2 separate regions of the Homo sapiens genome follow, and region 2 is linked to region 1. The links are chromatin loops, found by intact Hi-C in ENCODE. Cell type or tissue: heart left ventricle. All regions are shown on one strand. Each heading gives the region's core, and the rest is flanking DNA. Links, peaks and the distances in the headings are about the cores only.

Region 1 (16,803 bases), core at 3,220-5,719:
ATGACTGTTTCTTCAAGAATATACCAGTTGAAGGAACTTGATTGTATTAGGAGCCCTCATGTATGAAAGACACAGATTTTTAAGCATGAAAATGTCACTCAATGTAGTAAGTTCATCCTGAGAGACAGCTGGGAACTGGGTATATTCAGACCTCTTGTCTCTTGTGCATGCTTAAGTTTGCTCTTATTGATTGGTGTGATAAGGGGAACTACAGCATTTTGAAAATTTTGCTGCTTCCTCTCTTCCCTGATAACACAGTATAGAATTTCCCTAAGTTAAATCCCTATTGGGTTGGCTCCTAGCAAGTGTGGGACCTAGGACAGAAGTAGAAAAGAAGGCACACATACCTTAAATCAAATATTGAAAAGTTAGACATCAAAACCACCATCAAGTAAAATATATTATTCTATATATTCCATGTAGGAATAGACAAAGTCTATTCCTTGCCAAATACACCTTCATATACCTGAGTTCAAATGTAGAATTCTCAGATTTCTTGCAGCTCCATGCTGAAACATGGCTTCACCTCTGGCTTGCCCCTCTTCCCTTCTCAGTGCTAGCTCCCTGTCCCCTTGTGATTCCCTTGCATTCAGTGAGGGCCCTTTCATGCCCAAACGTGGGCATCCTATCCCATGTATCTAAGCTATGTCCATACCCATTAGAAATACCTGCCATTGAGTGGAGGCACCCCCATTGAGGGGGTGCCTCCGGTGGTGGGGAAGTGCCTGTATATGTCCTGGAGGTAGGCTTTGGGCTGCTTATTTTAGGGAAGCACATCCATTTGGCCCTGTGAACTCCTTGTCTGATGGGGAGGGTTGTGGCTGGAGCAGGGCCAGAGCAGAGGTCCTATGGTTCCTGCAAGCTAAATTCAAGTAATTTACATCTGCAAATGATGTATCTCCATGGTGTAACCTGGCTTGTTAAAGAAAGCTAAGACACAAAAGCAAAAGGTGGTGATGTTTTAAAAGCTCATAGTTGTTCTCTTACTTAAAATTGTATTCTTACTACGTCATACTTAGAAATTTTTAGACAGTTGCGATATTAGGATTGGCTTATTTCTATGCCTCTTTTATTCTTTTATTTGGCTCCTGCTTGAGTCGTAATATTGTCTCAGAGAAAAACAATTCACCTCTAGGTAATTAAGAATAGATCATAAGAGCTACCAATCAAGGCCCATTGCAAGTGATTGTATACACTCTGGTTTTGGACACGGGAACAGTCCTACATTCTTGCTTTGTGGGTTTCAGTTTCCAGAAGCATTATAGAAAGCAACTGAAGAGGGCAATAATAGAGGCAACAGATTACTCATACATAAAGCCCATAACCACCTGTGGTCTAGATTTCTGAGTATACATATCTCATATCCATGTCAAATATGAACTTGTATGAACTGGAAACTTGACTTAGGTTCATTATAGCTTCTACTGATAGAAAGTTGATTTTCATTTTATGACATATAAAATGTATGGGATGAAAAATGCCTGCAGATAGACTGGGAAGTAGAATGTCAGAACCAGGGCCTAATTGTTACCGGCTTAAGCTAGGAGCATAAAGGCAGGAATGAATATGAAAGATGAGGCTTTTGCTCTGACAGTAGGACATACAGTGGCTTCCTCATTTGTAAAATGAGGGGATGGAGTAAATGTTGTCTAATGTTGCTCACATTCTAAAGTTTTTAGAGAGACAAAAATAGAGATTTGTTTAAACTATTTAGGTTTGCTCTTACTCACTCTAAAAATGGTTGTGAATTTACACAATGTCATTTGCTATGCTAAAATATCTCCCTAGGTAAAGAGGTGAAGAACAGTGAATTAGTCAGCAGGTATAAAATAATACTTTGTTTTAGGGGAACTTGACTTAGGTTCATTATAATTTCTACTGACAGAAAGTTGGTTTTCATTTCATGACACATCTAAACTATACAGGATGAGTAACTTATGTGTACTTGCTAGTTTTGTGAGGTTCTCAATAAAAATGAAATACAGAATGTGAGTAAAATCATGTGACTTTCAAGCAAACCAAGATAAAATGATATTATTGTCATGCCTTTTATCCTATTTGGGGATAGGATAAAGAGGAGAAAATTGATCAGATGGAAAAACCTGTCATTTTTAAAAAGCACAGTTTCTATTCTGAATTATGTAAATCTAAGAAGCTCTCTAACTTTTTAATGCATCGTGTCATAGGAGGCACCCTTTGTACAGTGGTGGAATTTATTTTTGGTCCAAAGGGAACTGTTCCATCAATGAAGGATGCTGTGACCATCGTGGCATATTTGTGTTGTCCTCCTTCCCCCAGTCCTCTAAGTCTTTAGTCTGATTACCACATGCCCACCTCCCAATTCCATTATTTTTCTTCCAGGGAAGTTCATTATCTATTTTTCTTTCTTTTTTTTCTATTATCTATTCTTTCTGATGGGTGGAACAAGACTTCTGGCATTCAAACAAAGAGCTGAAATCTTTGGCCTAAAAAAGTGGTTAAAAGAGATGACTCAAACTTTTAATATTGAGCAGTTCCCAAGCTTAGTGTCTTTAAAGTAAGAGATTCAGCGACAGATCAGTCTTCTGAATGAATCAAGGAAGAGCTGAGTATGATGCAGTAGCTATAGATTTTTGTGTTGTCTGAGGTTCAACTCAGCCCTGCTTTCCTTGGTTTCCTGGGATTGTAAGGTGACAGTACTATCATCCCATCAATCTGAAATCTCTGCGCTGCCAAAGGGTGGTTGTATCTGCTTATAATAGAGGCATTTCATTGCATATGTTTGACACGTGAGTATGGGTTAGGGTGACCTCCAAACAGCCCATTTTTCATTCCAAGGAGGTCTGAGAGATCCTATTGCTGTTTGAATTGCAAAAGGCAGCAATAGATGGTGATGTGCCTTATTTCAGTTGTTCTCTCTCTGTTTACTGGCTGTCTCTTCCACATCTCTCTGAGAAGCTTGTCAAGAGGTCAACTACAGTCATGTTTTGTGGCTAACACAGTAGCTTTTCCTCAGGGACTAGGGTGGGGTCAGTTTTGGCAGAGTGTGCAAGCCACAGCTGTCAACCCATAGCTAAACTGGAAATTGAGCAGAAAAACTATTCTAGAAGATCTCTAATGGTTTGTAAGTGGAAGCTGTAAAAAATGCTGAGTGACTAAAATCTGCCCCTCCCCCTTTTTTTGATTTGGTGATTTTGGGATGCTAATTTTAACTTTAACCAAAATTTCATAGTAATCACCTTCAGTCCATTGAGTGTTATGTTCAATCTTATCTATGTCAAGTGTCTCTATTAGAAAAATTTGAGTGATGATGTTCCAGACTCTTTTGCTGTCACCTCCTGTAAGAAAAAATGTTTTACTTCTTTCTTATTCTCTGAAAAAGAGCACATCATATAAACTTGTAGAGAATAGAAGGATAAGAGTACATGTTTGTTGGTGAAACATTTTGAAAATATTTCATTTTCTCAGGAACCCTGACTGCTGGTGAAGGCCTGCATTTCCTTGGCTATCTTGTTTATTTAAAATTACAAAGTAATTTGGCTTACTAAGAAGACTCTGGCACCTATTTAAGCCAAGAAGTTGACACCTGGGGAGTTCACTGGGGAGCCACATTATTTAAAGTGGGTTGTTTCTGAGTGAGTGAGTGAGGATGAAAGTGTCTGTATCTTGTGTTCATTGTCTGGAGTTCACGGTGGTCCTAAGTCAGCAAGGTCGGTAGAGTGTGAAGATCACGTGATGAATCTCATATTACATCTCTTTCCTTCTCTTCTTTGCCCTCTACTTAGGTCTCCGTAAAAACAACCACAATTTAGTCTCTCTGCCACTTTCTTGGGGGGCATTATGAATTTGCTGGTTTCCTCCTAGAGAGTCCAAATCTTAGAGCCATTGCTACTCCTGCCCTCAGTTTGTTTTCTTGGGGGAGATTATATGTTGTTCCTCTTCTGTTCTCTTGCATACCTTCTATTTTTATACTTTCTTGATATGTAAAAAATTCATTTAGTATTAAAAAGGTATCAGCATGCTTTATTTAATACGAAAAAGGATAACCTAAGAATAACTTGCTGTTTTCTATTTCAGTTATGAAAGCAGGCAATCTGTTTTTTGCTTTATGTGTTTTTAAGCTCACTATTGTTTTATTTCTTTTTCCAACCTAGGATGGTGATCGAGACATTTTTATTGATGGGGTTGTTGCTCGTAATAGAGCCTTAAATGGGGATCTGGTGGTCGTGAAACTGCTTCCCGAGGAGCATTGGAAGGTGAGTTAAGTTTTCCCTTTCTAATTACAGATTTCTTAGGGTCTTTCACATTCCATGGTGCACCAACAAGGCATCATAAACTGGAGGAGTCACAGACCCCTTAGGCGCTGTGATAAGATGGGGTGTAATCTTGGAAGCATGCTACCGAATGCTTGGAACTTAGAAGCATCTGCTGGGCAGATTGCTAATTAAATGAGTTCTCCTTGCTCTCTCTCTAGTGATCCATCCTCCCTGTCACATGCCTTGCACTGGTTTTTGGTATTCTTTTGAATAAATACTGAGGGCCCATTCAAACTTGGTATGTATTATTTTCCTACATCCTATGCAGGGAGAACTAGAAAGACAAAGCCATGGAGACAGTGGCAGTCCCCACGCATTTCTGCTGCCTCCAGTGGAAAACCCAGGCAATACATGTGGAGTTCTGTTGGCCCAGTTTGGTGATTGGGTGCCTTGGCAGATAAAAATAGTTGGTCTGTGTTTTTATAAATCAGGGATTTAGTGGCAGAAGAAAATGTTTTTAATATGAGAGTATTTTGGGTTTCGGTCTCCATCTATGTCTGTTAATTGGAAAGGAAGATATGGTTTTAGTTTTGATGGTTTTAAATAAAAGTAAGGATCAGGCATTGGAATGATGTGTGGTGACAATATCTTTGAATTGTCATGTAGGATTGGAGACATGTATCTAAGTCTGAATTTGTCTTCATATCATTTGTTTTATTTGGCTTTTTTGTTTTATTTATTTGAAGAATTTGGTGTCTTCTTCAATAATACGTGTTATAGATGTATCTAAGTCTGAATTTGTCTTCATATCATTTGTTTTATTTGGCTTTTTTGTTTTATTTATTTGAAGAATTTGGTGTCTTCTTCAATAATACGTGTTATAGAGTAGTGACTAAAAGTATGGGCTTTTAGGCTAGGCTACTTAGATTTGAATCTCATCTCTGCCATTCATCTCTATAACTTTGAGTGAATTGTACAACCTTTCTGCTGCAAATGTCTCATCTGTAAAATGGGAATAATCATGGTACCTACTTCATAGGTTTGTCATGAAAATTAAATGAGAATACATGTAAAAATTTTAGAATACTGCCTAAAAATCTTAGAATGGCAGGAGCTCAAGAAATGTTCTTACTAGCTTTTCCAAAAAAGATGTGATGTGAGGAGTACCATTTTATCTCAGAGCTTTGTTGAGGCATACATTCTTTTTAATCTGATACAGCTAAAGTAATTGAGTTATAGCTATATGCCAGGTATTCATAGGGTGTAGGGAATTCAGTAATGAGTAGTATTGACATAGTTCTTGCTCTCATGGAGCTTATAGTTTAATGGGGAGTACAGGTAGGAAAAGACAGATACTGATCACACTTATACAAATTTAAGTGTAATTTTTATTAGTGCTGTGAAGTGCAGGGTTTCTTTTTTTTTTTTTTTATATTATACCCTAAATTCTGGGATACATGTGCCGAATGAGCAGGTTTGTTACATAGGTATACATGTGCCATGGTGGTTTGCTGCACCCATTAACCCATCATCTATATTAGGTATTTCTTCTAATGCTATCCCTCCCCTTGTCCGCACCCACCGACAAGCCCCATTGTATGTGATGTTCCCCTCACTGTGCCCATATGTTCTCATTGTTCACCTCCCACTTATGAGTGAGAACATGTGGTGTCTGGTTTTCTGTTCCTGTGTTAGTTTGCTGAGAATGATGGTTTCCAGCTTCATCCATGTCCCTGCAAAGGACATAAACTCATTCTTTTTTATGGCTGCATAGTATTCCATGGTGTATATGTGCCACATTTTCTTTATCCAGTCTAACATTGATAGGCATTTGAGTTGGTTCCAAGTCTTTGCTATTATGAATAGTGCTACAATAAACATATGTGTGCATGTGTGCATATGTCTTTACAGTAGAATGATTTATAATCCTTTGGGTATATACACAGTAGTGGGATTGCCGGGTCAAATGGTATTTCTAGTTCTAGATCCTTGAAGAATCACCACACTGTCTTCCACAATGGTTGAACTAATTTACACTCCTGCCAACAGTGTAAAAGCATTTCTATTTCTCCATATCCTCTCCAGCATCGGTTGTTTCCTGACTTTTTAGTGATCTCCATTCTAACTGGCGTGAGATAATATCTCATTGTGGTTTTGATTTGCATTTCTCTAATGACCAGTGTTGATGACCTTTTTTTATATGTCTGTTGGCCACATAAATGTCTTCTTTTGAAAAGTGTCTGTTCATATCCTTTGCCCACTTTTTGATGGTTTGTTTTCTTGTAAATTTGTTTAAGTTCCTTGTAGATTCTGGATATTATCCCTTTGTCAGATGGATAGATTGCAAAAATTTTTTCCCATTCTGTAGGTTGCCTGTTCACTCTGATGATAGTTTCTTTTGCTGTGCAGAAGCTCTTTAGTTTAATTAGATCCCATTTGTCCATTTTGGTTTTTGTTGCAATTGCTTTTTGTGTTTTAGTCATACAGTCTTTGCCCATGCTTATGTCCTGAATGGTATTGCCTAGGTTTTCTTCTAGGGTTTTTATGGTTTTAGGTCTTACATATAAACATTTAATCCATCTTGAGTTAATTTTTGTATAAGGGGTCCAGTTTTAGTTTTCTACATATGGCTAGCTAGTTTTCCCAGCACCATTTATTAAGTAGGGAATCCTTTCCCCATTGCTTGTTTTTGTCAGGTTTGTCAAAGATCAGATGGTTGTAGATGTGTGGTGTTATTTCTGAGGCCTATATTCTGTCCTATTGGTCTATATATCTGTTTTGGTACCAGTAGCATGCTGTTTTTATTACTGTAGCCTTGTAGTATAGTTTGAAGTCAGGTAGCGTGATGCCTCCAGCTTTATTGTTTTTGCTTAGGATTGTCTTGGCTATATGGGCTCTTTTTTGGTTCCATATGAAATTTAAAGTTTTTTCTAATTCTGTGAAGAAAGTCAATGGTAGCTTGCTTGGAATAGCATTGAATCTAAATTACTTTGGGCACTATGGCCATTTTCACAATATTGATTCTTCCTATCTATGAGCATGGAATATTTTTCCATTTGTGTCCTCTCTTTCCTTGAGCAGTCGTTTGTAGTTCTCCTTGAAGAGGTCCTTCAGATCCCTTGTAAGTTGTATTCGTAGGTACTTTATTCTCTTTGTAGCAATTGTGAATGGGAGTTTGCTCATGATTTGGCACTCCATTATTGGTGTATAGGAACGCTTGTGATTTTTGCACATTAATTTTGTATTCTGAGACTTTGCTGAAGTTGCTTATCAACTTAAGGAGATTTTGGGCTGAGACATTGGGGTTTTCTAAATATACAATCATGTCATCTGCAAACAGAGATAATTTGACTTCCTCTCTTCCTGTTTGAATACCCTTTATTTCTTTCACTTGCCTGATTGCCCTGGCCAGAACTTCCAGTACTACGTTGAATAGAGTGCTGAGAGAGGGCATCCTTGTCTTGTGCCGGTTTTCAAAGGAAATGCTTCCAGCTTTTGCCCATTCAGTATGATATTGGCTATGGGTTTGTCATAAATAGCTCTTACTATTTTGAGCTATGTTCCAATACCTAGTTTATTGAGTGTTTTTAGCATAAAGGGGTGTTGAATTTTGTCAAAGGCCTTTTCTGCATCTATTGAGATAATCATGTGGTTTTTGTCATCGGTTCTGTTTATGTGATGGATTACATTTATTGATTTGAATATATTGAACCAGCCTTGCATCCCAGGGATGAAGCCAACTTGATCGTGGTGGATAAGCTTTTTGATGTGCTGCTGGATTTGGTTTGCTAGTATTTTATTGAGGATTTTCACATTGATGTTCATCAGGGATGTTGGCCTGAAATTTTCTTTTTTTGTTGTGTCTCTGCTGGGTTTTGGTATCAGGATGATGCTGGCCTCATAAAATGAGTTGGGGAGGAGTCTCTCTTTTTCTGTTGTATGGAATACTTTCAGAAGGAATGATACCAGCTCCTCTTTGTACCTCTGGTAGAATTCGGCTGTGAATCCATCTGGTCCTGGGCCTTTTTTTGGTTGGTAGGCTATTAATTACTGGCTCAATTTCAGAACTTATTATTGGTCTATTCAGGGATTTGACTTCTTCCTGGTTTAGTCTTGGGAGGGTGTTTGGGAAGAATTTACCCATTTCTTCTAGATTTTCTAGTTTATTTGTGTAGAGGTGTTTATAGTATTCTCTGATGGTAGTTTGTATTTCTGTGGGATCAGTGGTGATCTCCCCTTTATCATTTTCTAATGCGTCTATTTGATTCTTCTCTCTTTTCTTCTTCATTAGGCTGTCTACTGGTCTATCTATTTTGTTAATGTTTTCAAAAAACCAGCTCCTGGACTCATTGATTTTTTTGAATGGTTTTTCATGTCTCTATCTCCTTCAGTTCTGCTCCGATCTTAGTTATTTCTTGTCTTCTGCTAACTTTTGAATTTGTTTACTCTTGCTTCTCTAGTTCATTTAATTGTGATGTTAGGGTGTTGATTTTAAATTTTTCCCGCTTTCTCCTGTGGGCATTTAGTGCTATAAATTTCCTTCTAAAGACTGCTTTAGCTGTATCCCAGAGATTCTGGTACATTGTGTCTTTGTTCTCATTGGTTTCAAAGAACTTATTTATTTCTGCCTTAATTTCATTATTTACCCAGTAGTCATTCAGGAGCAGGTTGTTCAGTTTCCATGTAGTTGTGGGTTTTGAGTGAGTTTATTAATCCTGAATTCTAATTTGATTGTACTGTGGTCTGAGAGACTATTTGTTAAGATTTCCATTGTTTTGCATTTGCTGAGAAGTGTTTTACTTCCAATTATGTGGTCAGTTTTAGAATAAGTGTGATGTGGTACTGAGAAGAATGTATATTTTGTTGATTTGGGGTGGAGAGTTCTGTAAATGACTATTAGGTCCTCTTGATCCAGAGCTGAGTTCAAGTCCTGAATATCCTTGTTAATTTTTTGTCTTGTTGATTATTGTCTGTTATTGACAGTGTCTTTTTGTCTTGTCTATTATTGACAGTGGGGTGTTAAAGTCTCCCACTATTATTGTGTGGGAGTCTAAGTCTCTTTATAGGTCTCTAAGAGCTTGCTTTATGAATCTGGGTGCTCCTGTATTGGGTGCATGTATATTTAGGATATTTAGCTCTTCTTTTTGCATTGATCCTTTTGCCATTATGTAATGCCCTTCTTTGTCTTTTTTGATCTTTGTTGGTTTAAAGTCTGTTTTATCAGAGACTAGGATTGCATCCCCTGCTTTTTTTTGCTTTCCATTTGCTTGGTAAATATTCCTCCATCCCTTTATATTGAGCCTATGTGTGTCTCTGCACGTGAGATGGCTCTCCTAAATACAGTACACTGATGGGTCTTGACTCTTTATCCAATTTGCCAGCCTGTGCCTTTTAATTGGGGGATTTAGCCCATTTACATTTAAGTTTAATATTGTTTTGTGTGAATTTGATCCTGTCATTACGATGCTAGCTGGTTATTTTGCCCATTAGTTGATGCAGTTTCTTCATAGTGTCAATGATCTTTACATTTTGGTTTGTTTTTTTGCAGTGGCTGGTACCAGTTTTTCCTTTCCATATTTAGTGCTTCCTTCAGGAGCTCTTGTAAGGCAAGCCTGGTGCTGACAGAATCCCTCAGGATTTGCATGTCTGTAAAGGATTTTATTTCTCCTTCACTTATGAAGCTTTGTTTGGCTGGATATGAATTCTGGGTTGAAAATTCTTTTCTTTAAGAATGTTGAATATTGGCCCTCACTCTCTTCTGGCTTGTAGGGTTTCTGCAGAGAGATCCACTGTTAGTCTGATGGGCTTCCCTTTGTGGGTAACCCAACCTTTCTCTCTGGCTGCCCTTAACATTTTTTCCTAGATTTCAACCTTTTTCCTTAATTTCAACTTTTCCTTCATTTCTGACAATATGTGTCTTGGGGTTGCCTTTCTCGAGGAGTATCTTTATGATGTTCTCTGTATTTCCTGAATTTGAATGTTGGCCTGTCTTGCTAGGTTGGGGAAGTTCTGGATAATATCCTGAAGTGTGTTTTCCAACTTGGTTCCATTCTCCCTGTCACTTTCAGGTACATCAATCAAACGTAGGTTTGGTCTTTTCACATAGTCCCATATTTCTTGGAGGCTTTGTTAGTTCCTTTTCATTCTTTTTTCTCTAATCTTGTCTTCATGCTTTATTTTATTAAGTTGATCTTCAGTCCCTGATATCCTTTCTTCTACTCGATCAATTCATCTACTGATACTTGTATATGCTTCACGAAGTTCTCATGCTGTGTTTTTTAGCTCTATCTAGTCATTTATGTTCTTCTCTAAACTGGTTATTCTAGTGAGCAATTCCTCTAACCTTTTATCAATGTTCTTAGCTTTCTTGCATTGAGTTAGAACATGCTCCTTTAGCTCGGAGGAGTTTGTTATTACCCACTTTCTGAAGCCTACTTCTGCCAGTTCGTCAAACTCATTCTCCGTCCAGTTTTGTTCTCTTGCTGGCAAGGAGTCGTGATCCTTTGGAGAGAAGAGGCATTCTGGTTTTTGGAATTTTCAGCCTTTTTGTACTGGTTTTTCCTCATCTTTGTGGATTTATTTACCCTTGGTCTTTCCTGTTGGTGACCTTTGGATGGAGTTTTTGTGTGGTGGTCCTTTTTGTTGATGTTGATGCTATTGCTTTCTGTTTGTTAGTTCTTCTTCTAACAGTCAGGCCCCTCTTCTGCAGGTCTGCTGGAGTTTGCTGGAGGTCCACTCCAGACCCTGTTTGCTTGGGTATCATCAGTGGAGGCTGCAGAACAGCAAAGATTGCTGCCTCCTCCTTCCTCTGGAAGCTTCATCCCAGAGAGGCACCCGCCAGATGCCAGCTGGAGCTCTCCTGTATGAGGTGTCTGTTGACCCCTGCTGGGAGGCGTCTCCCTGTCAGGAGGCACAGGGGTCAGGGACCCACTTGAGGAGGCAATCTGAGGAGGCAATCTGTCCCTTAGCAGAGCTAGAGCGCTGTGCTGGGAGATCTGCTGCTCTCTTCAGAGCTGGCAGGCAGGAATGTTTAAGTCTGCTGAAGCTGCACCCACATCCGCCCCTTCCCCCAGGTGCTCTGTCCCAGGGAGATGGGAGTTTTACCTATAAGCCCCTGACTGGGGCTGCTGCCTTTCTTTCAGAGATGCCCTATCCAGAGAGAAGGACTCTAGAGAGGTAGTCTGGCTACAGGGGCTTTGCGGTGCTGTGGTGGGCTCCGCCCAGCTTGAACTTCCTGGTGGCTTTGTTTACACTGTGAGGGGAAAACCGCCTACTTAAGCCTCCGTAATGGCAGACGCCCCTCCCCACCAAGCTCAAGTGTCCCAGGTCGACTTCAGACTGCTATGCTGGCAGCAAGAATTTCAAACCAGTGGATCTTAGCTTGCTGGGCTCCATGAGGGTGGGATCCGCTGAGCTAGACCACTTGGCTCTCTGGCTTCAACCCCTTTTCCAGCGGGGTGAACAGTTCTCTCTCACTGGTATACCAGGAGTCACTGGGGTACGAAAAAAAACTCCTGCAGCTAGCTCGGTGTCTGCCCAAACGTCTGCCCAGTTTTGTACTTGAAACCCAGGGCCCTTGTGGTATAGGCACCCGAGGGAATCTCCTGGTCTGAGGGTTGTGAAGACTGTGGGAAAAGCATAATATCTGGGCCAGAGTGCAATGTTCCTCACAGCACAGTCCCTCATGGCTTCCCTTGGCTAGGGGTGGGAGTTCCCTGACTCCTTGCACTTCCTGGGTGAGGTAACGCCCCACCCTGCTTTGGCTTGCCCTCCGTGGGCTGCACCCACTGGCTAACCAGTCCCAGTGAGATGAACCAGGTACCTCAGTTGGAAATGCAGAAATCACCAGCCTTCTGCGTTGGTCTCACTGGGAGCTGCAGGCAGAAGCTGTTCCTATTTGACCATTTTGTCTGGGAATCCTCTTTTTTCTTTTTGAATTACAGTGAACTTTCCTAGTTCAGATCCACCTCCCAGCTTCATCCCCAGTTGCTGCCAATTGTTGATACAGTGTCTTCCCTGGATTCCTTGAAAGCATAGCTAAAGGCTGGCTTCATGTTTTAGGTATATAGGTTGATTTAGGTCACTTTGTTTTCTTGAATCTAGCATAGTGTTGACCAGGTCCAAGAAGATAAGAGAAGTGTATTAGGGCCAGGTCAAACCAAAGGAAACATTCCTAGAGGTCATTTGAGGGAGTAAAGAGGCAGCATTGTAATGAAGAAGAGCCAAAGAAAGAACAGAAAGATGGTGGCATCTTTTACCCTAAGACATGAGAGTGGTAGAATAGGGAGAAACAGAAGAATGGTTAGCAAGTTGGGTGGGTGTAGAGCAGACCAGAGCAGGTATAGGTGCTGACTGGTTGTACAGTAGGCATGGAAAGCATACAGTAGAGCACCAGTGGAGCTCTACAGAAGTGGATGAGATTGCTTAAAAGAGCAAGGCCAAGTAACCTGGCATCCTTTCTGCCCTTGGACCCAGGCAAGAGATGGCCAAAATAAGCAAACATATGAATAAGTAAGTCTGTTGCATTGTTTTCCTTGTTTCTCACCCCCTTTATTGATAAGACAGTCAGCACAGCCTTTCCTGTGCTGTTAGAAGTGCTCTTGCTTCAGGCAGGAAGTCTAAGACGATGGGGTAGATTGTTAACCAAAGCTTGGGGGTAGGTTGAGGGTTAAAGTGTTTGCTGTTGTTGAGGTCTGGAGGAAAGGTTTGGGACTTGAGCATTCTTGTTTCTGCCTTGGTGCCTTTTTTCTTGGACAAAAATCAGTACCTCTTTTAAAACTGAATACAACAAAGTTGTGTTTCTCCCTAGAGGCCTAATTTTATGAATTTCTAGGTCATAAAATTAGCTTAGTGCTACCTACTTCTACAAACTGTTATCTGTTTAACTAGCTCCTACAGAGGGGCTGCTGGCTGCCTCTGAAGCTTTCAGAAGATTTGAAATGTAGAGGGTAGCCCCGGGTTCCTTATTATTTTGTTTCTGTGGAGCTCCCGAGAGTCTTCACAGTGGCTGCCTGACAATTGCTTTTTGTGTTAACGTCAGCCCCATTAGGTACATCTCTCAGGCCTCATTAGTTAGAATATTTCACAGCTTCTTATTCTGAAGTGGGGGAGTTCTGTTGTCCTTAGCCCACCTGTGATAGTTGTTGGTGACAGGGTCAAAGTAGGGAGAAGAGAATATTCGGACTGTCATCAAGAATCCCTGACGTCTAGAATATAAACATCTCCAAACATACTGGCCAATTGTCTTACAGGTTTGTTAGTACAAAAGCATATTGTTATCAAAGGAATCTGTAGTCACTAGCGTGAGCCAATGTGGATTAATTGGATTATTCATCTTTGCTTCTTTCTGCTTGTCGTGCTCACTCCTCTTGGGTATGTAAACTACAGGGCTTTTGGGGTTTTAGAAAAACAACAGTTCTTTTCGTTGTAGTAGTAAATAGTCAATTTATTTCACAGCATGATTTTTGGCAAAATAGATAGCTGTATGAGTATCAAGCTGTGAGGCAATAATGAAAAATAATTTACTCTTATATAACTCTTCGAAGTTCAGATTCTTCCACATTTTTACTGTCTCCTTATACTTTTTATTACAGACATCTAATGAAAGATAGTTGAGGGGCAAATGATAGTTTCTTCCTTTGTCAATTGGAATATTAAGGTACTGTGAGAGTGACTGGTTTGAGGACTGAGAGTTTTTGGCAGAACCAGGGATAGAATCCAGATCTCTTGACTTACAGCTTAATATCCTTTTCCTCAGATTTTCAAAGTGGAGATCATGTCCCCAAATGGTTAGGAAGCATTGATCCTGACAGTTCTGCCTGGAGCAGTTCAAGGTACCCAGTGGCTTCTCATCTACCATTCATCCTGCCCTGTGTTAGATTCTAGAGATACAAACTAGAATAGGTCACAGGCTTTGCGCTTAAGGAGTTCATAGGCTGGTTGGGAAGAGAATGGAAACAATTATGGTACGGTTTGCAGGATGGAAACAGAAATACCACACTGTTATGGGAGAAACAAACTCTATTTGAAAGAATTGGGGAAGACTTCATAGAGGTTACATTAGAGCTAAGGTTTAAAGGATGGGAATAGAGAAAGAGAGAGGATTTGTTTTATTTCAAGATGAGAATGATTTGGCAAGAGAGGATTGTGAAAATTTTAGGTTTCAGGGAGGCATGTATGGATCAAAGCTTTCTCTTCCTGGTATACTATTGGCTGAGTACAGCAGCCCCTCTACTAACTCTCCCAGACATTGGAAGAAGTAGTGGGCTCCTAACTCTTCTGAGGATCCTGCCCTCAAGGGAAACTGAAAGGGGGACCATGGCACCCTTTTACAGAGACTCTTCGAACATTGCTGCCAGCTCAGTAAACTCTTGTTTGCCATTTATTTGATCTTTGCCCTGCTTCTTCCATTCTCTTTCCCTTTTTTTCATCAAGTTCACCTCCCATAACCATAGCCCATACTTGTCTTTCATCTTTTGGTTAACCATAATGAGTTTATTCTATTATTTTCCTTCTCTTAATACCCCAATACGGTAAATTACAAATATGCATATATAAACCCTGTGGGTGCTAATAACAACTGCTAACTTACTGGTGCTTACCGTGTACCAGGTACTGTGTTTAGTGTCTTGTACTATTCTTTTGTATGCTGTTGTCTGTATCCCAATTTTGTGAATGAGAAAACTGGGGCTCGGTTTAAGCCTCTTATTTAGGGCACATATAACTAAGGAGTAACAGAGTGGTATTCAGATTTACATCTCCTGGCTTCATGATCATACTGTTATTTGTTATTCCAGAGATATCAAGGAGAGAGTTATTTGATCTGTATACAGATATTGTCAGTGTCATAATAATTAGCACACATTTAGAAAATAAAAATATATGCTTCAGCATTAGGTAATAGGTAATATCTTAAGTTGCCATCATGGATAAACAAGGTGACTATCAGTTGACATAACTAAAAGCTTAGTGTTAGTCTCAGAAAATAAACAATTCAGAAAATATTAGTTAGAATTCTAGTGGTTGTATCTTAGGACTGGAGAGGTATGATAGGACATTATGGAGACAGGTGTTGAGAATGAGGGAGAACCTTAACAAATACTTGCCCTAGACAGTGGAGATGACCCAACAATAAAAGTCACATCAGAGTTGCAGCTTGCTGTTCAAGGCAGAGTCAAAGGGGTTACAGACCTAGATGCCATTCCTGACTCAATGGCAGCAGATCCCAAATTCATAGTATTTGGATGCACAGGTATTCAAAAGGCAGGTAGGCAGTTGTCATATAGGAGGAAGGGGGTCCTACTGGGGCTTTGGGACAGGGTGCTAAGTTCAGAAATGTGGGACTGTTTTGTTATAAGCAGAGTGGTAGAAGCAGCCACTGGGCTAGGAGTCAAGGATAGGATTTGATCCTCAAGCTGGGAGAATTGACTAGAGCCATACTGGGAGCAAAAACCAAAGCAGAGGACCAGCCTTGAGAGCCAGAATTCTGAAACTTTTTTTGGTTGTACCAAAGGAGTCTTGGGAGCCCAGAATTCAGCTGTGGTATTTTAGTTGATGCAGCCATAGTGATTGGCTCAGAGAAAATAAGAGTAAAAGAGGCTGACAGAGCATATTAAAATTACACTCAATCGGCAAAACAATGTGATACAGAACCTAACTAGCAAAAGAGATGGATTTCAAGTGAAACTTTTACTCATTGAAACTGTTAAAAATATAGTAAGACAGGCAGGAATATGCTTGATACATTGATACCTGTTGGAAACCTATAATGCTAGGGACTCATTTATTTCTCCCACATGTATTTGTGCAGCACCTGCAGGGTACTGAGAGGATAAAGTGGGAATAAATCAGTCAAGTACTTTGTTAGCAAGTCTAAATTTCTCTCAAGACAGGATTATTTCACTTAACTTACAGCAGAGCAAAGTCTATACATGATTTAAGGAAGTAGCGTTCAGCAAGGGAATAATAGATGTATAGGTGAGTGTTTCGGAAGAGATTGGCACTGAAAGAAAGAAATAACTTGAGTCTGAAAGAATAAAGGAAGTGTTGATAGGAGTGGCTACTCTTGTTCTAAATTAAACAAATGCAGAAATCAAAGTACACATTTAATCCCTAATTTTCAATGGTTGTTTCAAACCTTCTTATGGTCACATGAAATTGGTCTAGTACAGTAAAGTGTTTCCTTTGACAACTAACTTTTCCTTCAAGTGATTGTTTTAAAGTTTTGTGTTCCAAGTTCTTCTTTAAATGTGCACCCATCATACTAGATTATATTTAATCCAATCTCTTATATAACCACTATCATTTTGGATTGTTCTCAATTCCAGTGGAATTAGAATTTCTTAGAACTGTTTGGTTTCTTGGCCTGCATGGCAGGCCTGAAAAAGACTTGGAAGGTACTCAGTGATGGGAGGGCAAGATCTTCGGAGCCTCCATCAAGAGTAGTATGGTAGGTAAGGTATATCCACTAACATGATCAGATTTTCCCAAGATTGTTATATACACAGCCTATTTTTAACAGTCATCTTTTTTCTTCATTACTGCCAGCTCTGCATCAAATACTTCAGGT
Region 2 (10,632 bases), core at 1,224-3,723, 100 kb before region 1:
CCTGAGGCAGGAAGGCAACTGGAGTGAAGAGGGGCTTGGAGAACCAGGTTCCCTCCAAGCCTCCCTCTTCCCTCCGTGGTAGTGAGCCTGGTCCCAGAGCTGCTAAGGCGGCCGCATCATGGTCTGCTCTGTCGGCACCTTTCTCAGGCTACCCCTTCCCACTCTCATACCCTGACTCACAACATTGGAGCAACCACTACACAGGTCACTTTGCTTAGGAAACAGCTAACACCTGAGGTCTGAGTTTGGGGCAGCAAAGTTTCCTGATCTCCAGGAAGATCCAGACATCAACAGGGCACCTTCTGTGGATTCTGGTGAATTGAGTCACCACCTCCACGCAGCCCCCCAATTCCTCTCCGTGCTAACACCCATAGAGTGGCACCACTCTTTCATTTGAGGAGAAAGGAAGAGGAACTAGAAAGCAGTATAGGGAGGGGTATCCAGGTGGGCTGTGAAAGTTCCCTCTGCTTTTTGCCTGCTGTGCAAAGAAGGATGTTACCATCTGGAACTTCTCTGACACTTGCTTTCTTTATACCTGTTTAAAGAGTCAGGCAGAGCCACACAGACTGACTCTAGAGTCAAGCACTGGGCTGGTTTCCAGGGGCCAGCAGTACATCCTCTAAAGCCCCTTATTAAGGAAATCTTCCGCTGTTCATGGCTACTTCCTTCTGTCTGAACGTCCTTAGGTTGGTCCTTCCTGTCTTCTGTGTTCCTAGACACATTCGCGTCCAGGTGATTGACTATCTAGGTCTCCTCTCTGTTTGAACTTTGAGGCTAAATTAATAAAACTGACACCCCCAACCTACTGTGGCAGAGCCGATTCCCTGGACTCACCTTCCCATCTTTGGAAGGGAAATCTGGTGAGCTGCCACTCCTGACCACTGGGCGGTGGTCATCTGCAGAGGGAGGCTTCCCGGGGGGCAGGCTGTGGAGCAGCTTCTGCTTAGCTGGGGCCTGGGAGGCAGGGTGGGTAAGAGTCAGAGGCCTGGGCAGGAGGGGCCACCGGGAGGTGTGCCATCAGCACATAACTGCCTTGGAGATGAAGGTTTCCCCTCTCCCTTTGCTTTCCTTGCCTGGGGAGCTGCAGAGGACGCCCACTCTTCCTCCTGAGCCTAGATTTGGAACTCAGGTCCCTTTTTGTTGCTTTTCCCTTACGAAGTCTGCTTCTTCTGCCCCAGGCCCCAGGGGCATGGCCTGGGAAAGTTGAACTCACTGAGCAGCTGAATATGAGCTATTCAAGTCATTTTATTGACTGCTCAATTTTAAATTTCCTCCTAACGGCAAAAGAGGGAGAAAAGGCCCCAAGGCCGCGGTAATTCTGTAAGGAATCATGTCGTTCTCACTGATCTCGCTGATCTCCCGGTATCTACTGAGCATCCCTGAAGCCTGCAGGGTTCCATCCAGCCGGGAAGAACCCCCTAGCAGACAGACATGAGCTTTGTAGGCTGAAAAGGACAATGACAGGGAAGGGGACAGGTCAGGCTGAGGCCACCCAAGGAGGGCTCCTCCTCCAGCCTGGACTAGCAGGGTGGGCTTCCTGGAGAAGGAAAAGTCTGTGCTGAGCCTGGAAACACAGGAAGAGAAGGGAAGAGAAGAGGAAAACCTCGACAGAAAACCAGGCTAACAGTGGAATGTACTAGAGTCAGGCCTAGAGGGGTGCTGTTTGAGAAAAACCAAATGAGAGGCCTCACCAAAGGGCAACACAGAGGGCAGGGGAGGCCGATGAGACTGCAGAACCCCATGTGCCCAGACCTCGGGAGGGTGGAGTGCTTCAGGCAGGGGTGCCCAGAGGAGGCAGACTAGGGAGAGGCAATTCTAAGGTCGATGGTGTTCTGGAGGTGGGGGGTGTGATGGAGAGAGAGGAGCCTGCTGAGCTCTTGGGGGTGGGAAGGGCAAGTGAGCTTATTGGGGGTGCCTGAAGATGAGGCAAGGGGAAGGGGGTCAGCTAGGTGTGGGGGAAGTGGGAGGGAGCAGGAAGTGGGAGGCAGAGCCAGCCTGAAGCATGCAGAGCCTTCAGTGTCAGAGAGTTGCATGGGCGAGTCCAGGGTATCAGCTCTGCCACAGTAGGCTGGGGGTATGCAGGGCCTTCAGCGTCGGAGAGTTGCATGGGTGGGACCATTTTCTCCCTTCTGGCCCTCTGAAGGGCGGGACCCCGTTTTGTGGGCCCCTTTTCACTCTTTCCCTCCTCCCAGAAGGGCAAGGTGCGACTCTGACACCTACTGGAGAGGGGCCCTTCCTTGGGACAGGCGATGTCTGGCCAGGAATCAGGATGTGATAGAAAATGAGAGTGGGCCCTGGTCAGGATGCCTGGTGGGAGAAAGGCGTGTGGAAGGGCTGCTGGGAGGCTGGGGAAGGAGCAGCTAAGACAGGACTGTCCAGCCTAGGTCCCCAGGAGGGAGGAACAGGAGCCCCGCGAAGCAGCGCCCCCTCCTGGCCCCAGGGCTGCAGGGGAGGGCTCTCAGGCACACTGGAGGGGAGGATTGCAGAGCCGCCCATCTGTTTCTCTGCAATTGTTTATCCCGGGGCCCCCTTCCAGCTGCATAATTTCTCAGAGAAGACACTAAACAGGCAGTGAGCGAGTCTTGAGGTCAGGCAGGGAAATTGCTGCGGGACACTGGCCAAGTCCCGTCACTGCTTTGGGCCCTCAGTTTCACCACCTGTAATTAGAAAAACACTGTCCTTGTCTTCTAGACAGGGCAGAGTGAATCTGGGGCCTGATAAGAGGCTTCCAACCTCTCCCTGGCCAAACACAGCAGGAGACAGCTGAGGCAGAAGAGAGATCTGAATGTCACTGCATGTCCACACATACTTTTGGGTGAGAGGACCCCCACAGCCCCCGAAACTCCCCAGGACTGTTTAGTGGTGCAGCCCCTCAGAGCACACAGAGGCCGGGGCATGGCCAGGTCTCCTTGAGCTTGGTACCTTCCTCCAGGAGTCCTGCACCCATGGCGCTGGACTGGAGTACTGGAGGAGATGGAGGCCAAGGAAGCGTCATTCATCCTTCACGGGCCAGAGATTCCAGGAAAGCTTAACCTCGTTGTACCATGAGTCTTTGACCCCAGGACACCCCCATCTGATGAGCCAGCTGCCCTCCTTCCCTTTCCCAGGGGTCCTGCCAGCACCTGCTCCAGATGGCCTCCAACCCCACTGTCCTACGCAGTCCATGACGTCAGAGTTCATTCCTCCTTTCCCCTGCTTGCCAAAAAGAAAAGACAGGTCCTCCACAAATAGGCTCACTTCCCTGGGGGAATCAACAGCTCTCCATCTGGCTGTCAAAGGGCAGGTGAGTGGGGCAGTGAGAGGCTTCAGCCCTGAGAAAGTGAGCAGGATAGTGAGCAAGAGGGCCTCCCCAGCAGAAAAGAGCTCAGCACCCCAACCTCAGCTCAGAGCCTGCACCAGATGTTTGCAGAGCAAATGGATCTGCTGCCAAATTCTTGCCCTAGGGACAAAAGCTTGCCTTGGCTAGACTCTGGTAAAATGTTGGTCATATGGAGCTTTTCCAAGCAGTGAGCCGCTCTTTTCCTGCTCTGGGGGGTCCCTGCAGTGAGCCCACCTTCTTGGTTTGTACCTGGAGGAGAATGTCTATTGTCTGGTCTTGGAGACCTTTTTTCAGATTTGATAGGGGCCACAGTCTTCAAGGAGGAGGGGGCTTCTCCCTATGGATAGAAGGGACCACCAAGTATCTTACAGAAGCCCCCTAACTTGGCACCTTCCCAGAAGGGATCATGGAATGGACTTGCTAGGATCCAGGACCACCAGTCACCTCAAGGGAGCCGTGTCTCTGGATTTTCCAAGCCAGAGACTTCTCTGCAGACTTCTGCCCCGTGAGTGTGTCATCACCCGCTGCCTCCTGGTGAGCGGTCAATTTCTAAGATGAGAATGACCAGAAAACACTTGTAAGAAGCGGACATGACCAAGCCAGATGCTGATGAGGGCTGGAGGGAACAAACTTTTTGCAATCTGGGCTCCACAGGGATTAGAAAACACTTTTAAGCCCAAAGCCCATAAATTGTTCAAAAAACCACCATTATGCCTGTGTGAATTGTCTCTGGGCCCAGTGTGTAACCTTACACAACAAATGTTTCCCGAGGATTGCCCAAGGTGGTCCCTGATGTCCAGTGTACACTTGGCAAGGAGAAGAAAGGTCGTTCTCCTGAAATGATGACCTGTTTTGTCTTGTGGGGGAAATAATTTATGAAATAAAATCCCAGCTTAGAGTCGTGTAGGGTTCAGAACTTCCCAGGAAGCAGCTGATTAAGGATGTCGATGTCCACAGAGGTGGTAAGGAGTAGAGGCGAGTGTCCATGTGACGTGAGCACGTGTCCATCCATGGTTGCTGCTGCCCGGCATCACAGCCCACTGGAGAAGTCGAATCATCATGTGCTTGCTTTCTCGGGCACCCTTGCAACCTGTGCCTGGGTATGTGACCTGGACTGCCCCAATTCCGTTGCACCAGCCCTGAGTTTCAAATTGGGTGCCATCGTCTCAGAGAAGCCGGGTCTTCAGGGAATGCTCTGAATCATACTACAAGAGGAGTTCCTGGGCAGGGTGGTGGTGGCAGTAGGACCCACTGTTCTGTGACAGAGTTGTCATTGATAAAGGCTGGCACATAAAGGCTGGCCCCAATGGCTTGCACTGAGGTCCTCCCTCCACCTGATCCACACTTGATGTTGGCAACTGACCCTGGGTGAGTTATTCCCGAGCCTTCCTGACTGCTCAATGTAATGGTGCAATCTTGGCTCACTGCAACCTCCCAGCTTCAAGCGATTCTCCTGCCTCAGCCTCCCGAGTAGCTGGGATTACAGGCTTGCACCACCACGCATGGCTAATTTTTGTATTTTGAGTAGAGATGGGGTTTTGCCATGTTGGCCGGGCTGGTCTCGAACTCCTGACCTCAGGTGATCCACCCACCTCGGGCTCCCAAAGTGCTGGGATTACAGGCGTGCGCCACCACGCTCGGCCTCCAATGCCCTTTTAATGCATTCCTTTCCACTTCCCTCAGCCAGAGCCGGCTTCTGTTGCTTACACATCAGCCACAGGCATCTCCATGCCCTCGGTGCCCACTGCTTGACCTCCCCCACACTCCATTCTTGGAATAACCATTCTGCCAGAGCCCTACTGCCCTCGCAGACAGCCCCTGATGTGACAGTGAGGACATCTGGGGGTGTCCTTGCCTTCTTCCCTCAGGGATGGATAGAAAGGCAAAGGGGATAACATGTGGAGAGGCAAAATTAGGGGTCCCCAATGGTTCCTCTATGGAAATAGCAAAGCAAATCCTCAGGGCAGTGTTCAAGGACTGGGCCCAGGCCGACTGCTAGCACTGCTGTCTTTAAAAATCACACTCAAAATCATTTGATGGAGATGATTCTAATGATCACACTGCCTCTAAAGAATTAGTTGCTGACCGTAGCTTGCAGCCTGAAGGGGGAGCGTTCACGTAGGTAAAATGAATGAGACATATGCTCACATGCATTACTAAATCAAGCAAATATTTCTAACTTCAGCACCTTCTTACCCCATTAGATGCAAATGTGTTCCTCAAGCAGAACAGGCCTCACTGAGCTTGCAGACACAGGGTGGCGAGTGAGGTGTTACAAGAAAATCCAGAAAGCTGGGTGGTGGCTGAGCCGGGGAGGGCGGGGGAAGGCCTGGAGTCTGCAGGGTGGGAGACAGGGCATCTGGCTTCAGAGGACGGAGCCCAGACATTGGAGCCCTGCTCCTTCCTGTGACCGGAGGAAACTTTGCAGGGTCAGAGAAGTCGTGTCAGACTCTGGGCAGCCTGTCCCCAGACCTCCAGATGCTAGACCCTGCCTGGATCCCAGGCATGCCACTTTCTGTCTGTCCCCTTGAGTTCCATGGGCAGCAGAGCAGTGGGCAGACGGGTGGTGTGCCTGGGTTGCTCCCTGAGAACCTCCCGGGAGGTGAGGTTGCTGGAGAGGAGCGTGTGACCCTCAGGAGTGCTTCTGGCAGAAGGGCCTGGCCAGGACCTGAAGGGAAGTGAGAGGGCCCGGGAATCTTTTCCAGGGTGTGCCCCCTCTGCTGAGCCCTGAGGCTTGCCCTCCATGGGACTGTGCCCATTGCTCCCACAGGCTGCTCCCCTGGCTCAGCACAGGCAGCCAGGATCCAGCTGTGGAGTCCCTCAGCTCCCGAGCATGTTGTTGTCACAGCCCTGGTGGCAACAAACCTTCCTTCTTTCCCGCCACCAGCTTCTCCAGGGAACCCCTGTGTCCGCCTCAGTAGCCCCACCTCCCAGCCCACTGCCTGCTAAATTGGTAGGTGACCAGTAAATGCACAGCGACTGACTCCCAGCACTGCACCGGGCCTCAGGGCACAGCAGGGACAGGCCTCCTCTGCCCTCAGACAGAAGGTGCTGGCAAAGTGACCAGCTGCCCCATTTTGCAGATGGGGCTGTGGAGGCCCCCGCTGGCTACATGGTCTGCCCTCAGCCACATGGGCTCAGCAGGCTGCTGCAGCCACATGAGTGAGTGGATTGAAGTCCAGCGAGCCACAGGGACCGGGCTGGGGAGCGAGCAACCCTGCTTCCCCGAGAGCACATGTGCCGAGAGGAACAGCTGTCTCCACCCCGCGCGCAGTGGGCTCCCATGGGAATGTGGTGTGTGGCTTGGCAGACAAACAGACACAGCTCCTCCACCACCTGTGGCCGTTTTCGGGGTTGGGGGGCGGTTCAGAGCCCTGGGGCCTCTGCCATATCTGTCAGTGGCCATTTCTCTGGGACCTCATTGTCCCTTTTTCCCATTCTTTCCCTTTAAGTTCTGGGAAGTCTGGAAAGGACGAGGCCAGACTGATTGGGAATGTTGTGGCTGGAAGTTTTGGGAAGGCAAGAGCTCTAGTTTCAGAACACCAGCTCTCTCGGTGGCCAGTGTGTAGTGGTCTGAGGCCAGAGCACAGGAGGTGGGTGGGGTAGGGTTCTGAGGCCTAGACGAGGACCGCTGCCCACAGGAACAGAGCAGGGCCAGGGGACATTCTCTCTCCAGTTGTCTGTGACATCAGGACTGCTGGGACTCACCTGGGACTCCATTGCTGCTGGACCTGGCACACAATGGACGCCCTCTTGTGTGAGACTGAATGAATGAACCAGCTCTGACCTTCTGGGAGAAACCTCCCCTCATACCAGCCACCCGGGGTCCCTGAGGGCAGGGCCTCCATTTCTGCCCCCTCTCCCATGCTCAATGACTCTTCTGGTTGACACCCACCTGGGAGATGGCCTCTGGTTTCAGGGTTGCTGCAGATTCTGGGACTGAGACAGAAACAAGACAGCAGTTCAGCCTGGGCAGGGCCTGGAGGCCAGGCGGGGTCCACCTGGTCACAGACTGAGGCCAGGCCATCACTAGGGGTCAGGGCTGGAGTGAGAGAACCAGCTCAGCCCCCCAGGACGGAGGCTAAGCTCACACAAAGCTCTGTGTTCTGCCTGCAATCACACAGTGGAAATCAGGGCAGCCCTGTGTCTCCTGGGGGCACAAGGCAAGGGCTGGAGGCTGGGAAAGGAGCTGCCCCTGGCGGTTATCTGACCCCAGGAGGACTTGCCCAGCAGCAATGAGCTCATGGACCCTGGAGCAGAGCTGGGCAGTGATGGGAAAGGAACTGCATATGTTTGCTGGAGATCTGGAGGCGTGGGCCTTTCACATGAGCTCATGTGATAAGATGCTCCCAGGCCTCGCCAAGCCAGGGGCCCATGGGCAGCTGCTTCTGTAGGAGGAACACTGTCTGCCGGCCCTGCTGGCCTCTGCCCTGCACACACCTTCTCTTGCTTCCTTAGAAACTGCAGGCTGAGCCCAAGGAAGATGACCTGGCGATGCTGAGCTTATTTGGGTGGAATGATGAATGGCCCCTTAAAAATCAATCCTCCTTAGAAATTTGGTATAGAATATTTATCCAATGTTACAGTGCGAGGTAAACAGAAAAGTCAGACTAATAGCAAATATGCACAGCTCCACTGATATAACATGGCCTGTCTACTACTTCCCTGGTTTTCAGATCCTCCGGCAACTTTTGTGTCTAGTTGGATTTGAAGTGCACATAATATCTTGTGATCAACTTTCTCATGTAATATGATTTGATAAAACCTTTTCCATGAACCTTCATAGTCTGCAATGTAATGGTTCACAGTCAGGATTTGGGCTGTTTTTAGTGTCATGTGCTTACAAATATCGCAGGTAAAAACATGCCTATATAAACAGAGTTTTTCTCTTTTCTTTCTTTCTCCCTTCCTCTCTCTTTCCTTCTCTCCTCTTTTCCTTTCTTTCTTTCATCTCTCCTCCTCCCTCCTTCCCTCCCTCCCTCCCTTCCTTCCTTCTCTTTTTCCTCCTTCCCTTCCCTTTCCCTTTCCCTTTTCCTTCCCTCCTTCCTTCCTTCTTTTGTTTCTTTCTTTCTAATTGCTGGTTGAAAGGGTTTGATAGCATAAGCACTCTTTGTGGTTTGGTTGAATTTTGTCAGCCCTGTGCCAATGGACATGACCTGGTATATGGGCTTTCTTAAGTATTTTTATCAGAGTGTTAGATATATTGATATTATTATTTTCATGTTTACTATGAAATGGCCTTTCACTGTATGGCTTTTCTATGCTCATATACAGATGTTTACACATTTTCAAGATGTTTTGAGTTCTCGTAGCCTCCTGCACTTTTCTTTGACTACATGCTTGTGTGGTCGCCTGGCTCAGGCCATTTCTCCCAGGGGCCATTTGTTCCTGGAGAGCAGGGATCTTGTTTGTTTTGCTCTTGCTACCCCAGCACCCAGCCTGGGTAAGTCCACTATAGAGGCTGAAAGTGTGGACCACATAGTGGCTTTGATTCTTGCGAACTGGGTATTTTCACCTACATTACATAGACAGGAGACTAAGCTCAGAAATGTTAAGTACTGGAGTAAGCACCATGGCTGGGACTGAAACTCAGAGGTCTGTCTGCCCTGAAACCCACACTTGGTCCTGACACCAATGTCTCCGTAGATAGGGGGAGCATACACTTTTATATTCTTCTGTTGTGGTTTTAAAGAATGGTTGTGTGAGTGTGTATGCATGCGTGTATTTAACTTTAACCTGTCTGGAATGTTCTGTGGTAAATGGTGAGTAAAGACCTGTTACTCGCATGTCACTATTATCCATTTCCCATATGATGTAGTGATAATTGTTTCTTTCATCATTTTCTCTTCACTTGATTCATGATAAATATTCAACTCAGATAAATATGTTCTGCTCTTCCGTAAAGTTTTCAGAGCTGCTGCATGTGTTCTATAGACTAGTAGGCATTTTCCCTGGTTTTGCCTTAAAATAAAAAAGATTTCCCAAGCAGTTGCTTTCTTATATAAATGTTATTTTTACTTTATAAACTTTTATAAAAGTAATTTTAATTAAAATAGTTGCATTTCATTTTCATTAAACTCTCTCTCTCTCTTTTTTTTTTTTTTTTTTTGAGATGGAGTCTCGTTCTGTTGCCCTTGCTGGGGTGCAGTGTCTCGACCTCGGCTCACTGCAACCTCCATCTCCCAATGATCAGCCCACCTCGGCCTCCCAAAATGCTGGGATTACAGGCATGAGCCAACGCGCCCGGCCTCATTAAACTCTTATTATGGGTTTTTAACTTTATTGTATTGTAATCAGATAATATAACTTATACAGGTTGAATATCCCTTATCCCAAATGTTTTGGACCAGAAATGTTTTAATTTTGGATTTTTTTGGATTTTGGAATATTTGCATTATACACTTACTAGCTGAGCATCCCTAATCCAAAAATCTGAAATTCAACATGCTCCAATAAGCGTTGCCTTCGAGCATCATGTTGGTCCTCAAAAAGTTCTGGATTTTACGCATTTTGGATTTCCAAGTTTTGGATTAGGGATATTGAAACTGTAATATTTATGAGATTTGAACTTTCTTGAGATTTTCTTTTTCTTTTTTTTAAGACAGGGTCTTGCTCTGTCACCCAGGCTGAAATGCAGTGGTATGATCACGGCTCACCATAGCCTCGACCTCCTGGGCTCAAGTCCTCCCAGCTCAGCCTCCCAAGTAGTTGGGACTATACGTGCGCACCATTACACCCAGCTAATTTTTTTTTAATTTACTGTGTTTTTCTTTTTCTTTTTTTTTGAGATGGAGTCTTGCTTTGTAGCACAGGCTGGAGTGCAGTGGCGTGACCTTGGCTCATTACAACCTCTGCCGCCCGAGTTCAAGCGATTCTCCTGCCTCAGCCTCCTGAGTAGCTGGGACTACAGGCACTTGCCACCACACCTGGCTAACTTTTTGTATTTTTAGTAGAGACAGGGTTTTGCCATGTTAGCCAGGATGGTCTTAATCTCCTGACCTCGTGATCTGCCTGACTTGGCCTCCCAAAGTGCTGGAATTACAGGCGTGAGCCACCATGCCTGGCCTTAATTTACTTTTTTTGTAGAGACGAGGATCTCACTCTGTTGCCCAAGCTGGTTTTGAACTTCTGGGCTCAAGCAATCCTTCTGTCTCGGCCTCCTGAAGTGTTAGGATTACAGGCTAACCGTGAGCCACCATGCCTGGCCAGATTTTCTTTTGTGCCTGAATATTTGTTGTTTTTATAAATATCTCACGTGCATTAAAAATATGACTATTATTTGTAGGGGACAAAATTTAATATATACAACTTTC

Evidence for each region. A loop is a pair of places that touch in the nucleus more often than their neighbours do. Peaks named below come from ENCODE experiments on the same cell type or tissue, not always from the same donor. Only the 100,000 strongest peaks of a DNase experiment are listed, where the experiment ranks them.
Region 2: it touches region 1 in a loop (2.8-fold over the local background); 1 of 110 quality-filtered maps calls a loop at or near these places.

Annotation. Positions count from the first base shown.
Region 1 is chr2:232,025,846-232,042,648 of GRCh38, forward strand. DIS3L2 (DIS3 like 3'-5' exoribonuclease 2) reads left to right here. Exons shown (of 21, transcript NM_152383.5): 5 at 4,134-4,235. Among named protein-coding and RNA genes, the nearest start is that of DIS3L2, 73 kb to the left of the region's middle. In heart left ventricle, for the core only: a CTCF peak has its summit at 4,632; no DNase peak of the experiment used is centred there.
Region 2 is chr2:231,927,741-231,938,372 of GRCh38, forward strand. No RefSeq gene overlaps it. Among named protein-coding and RNA genes, the nearest start is that of NPPC, 6.7 kb to the left of the region's middle. In heart left ventricle, for the core only: a CTCF peak has its summit at 2,431 (motif pointing left); DNase peaks (open chromatin) are centred at 2,531 and 3,081; H3K27ac peaks cover 1,320 bases; H3K27me3 peaks cover 889 bases.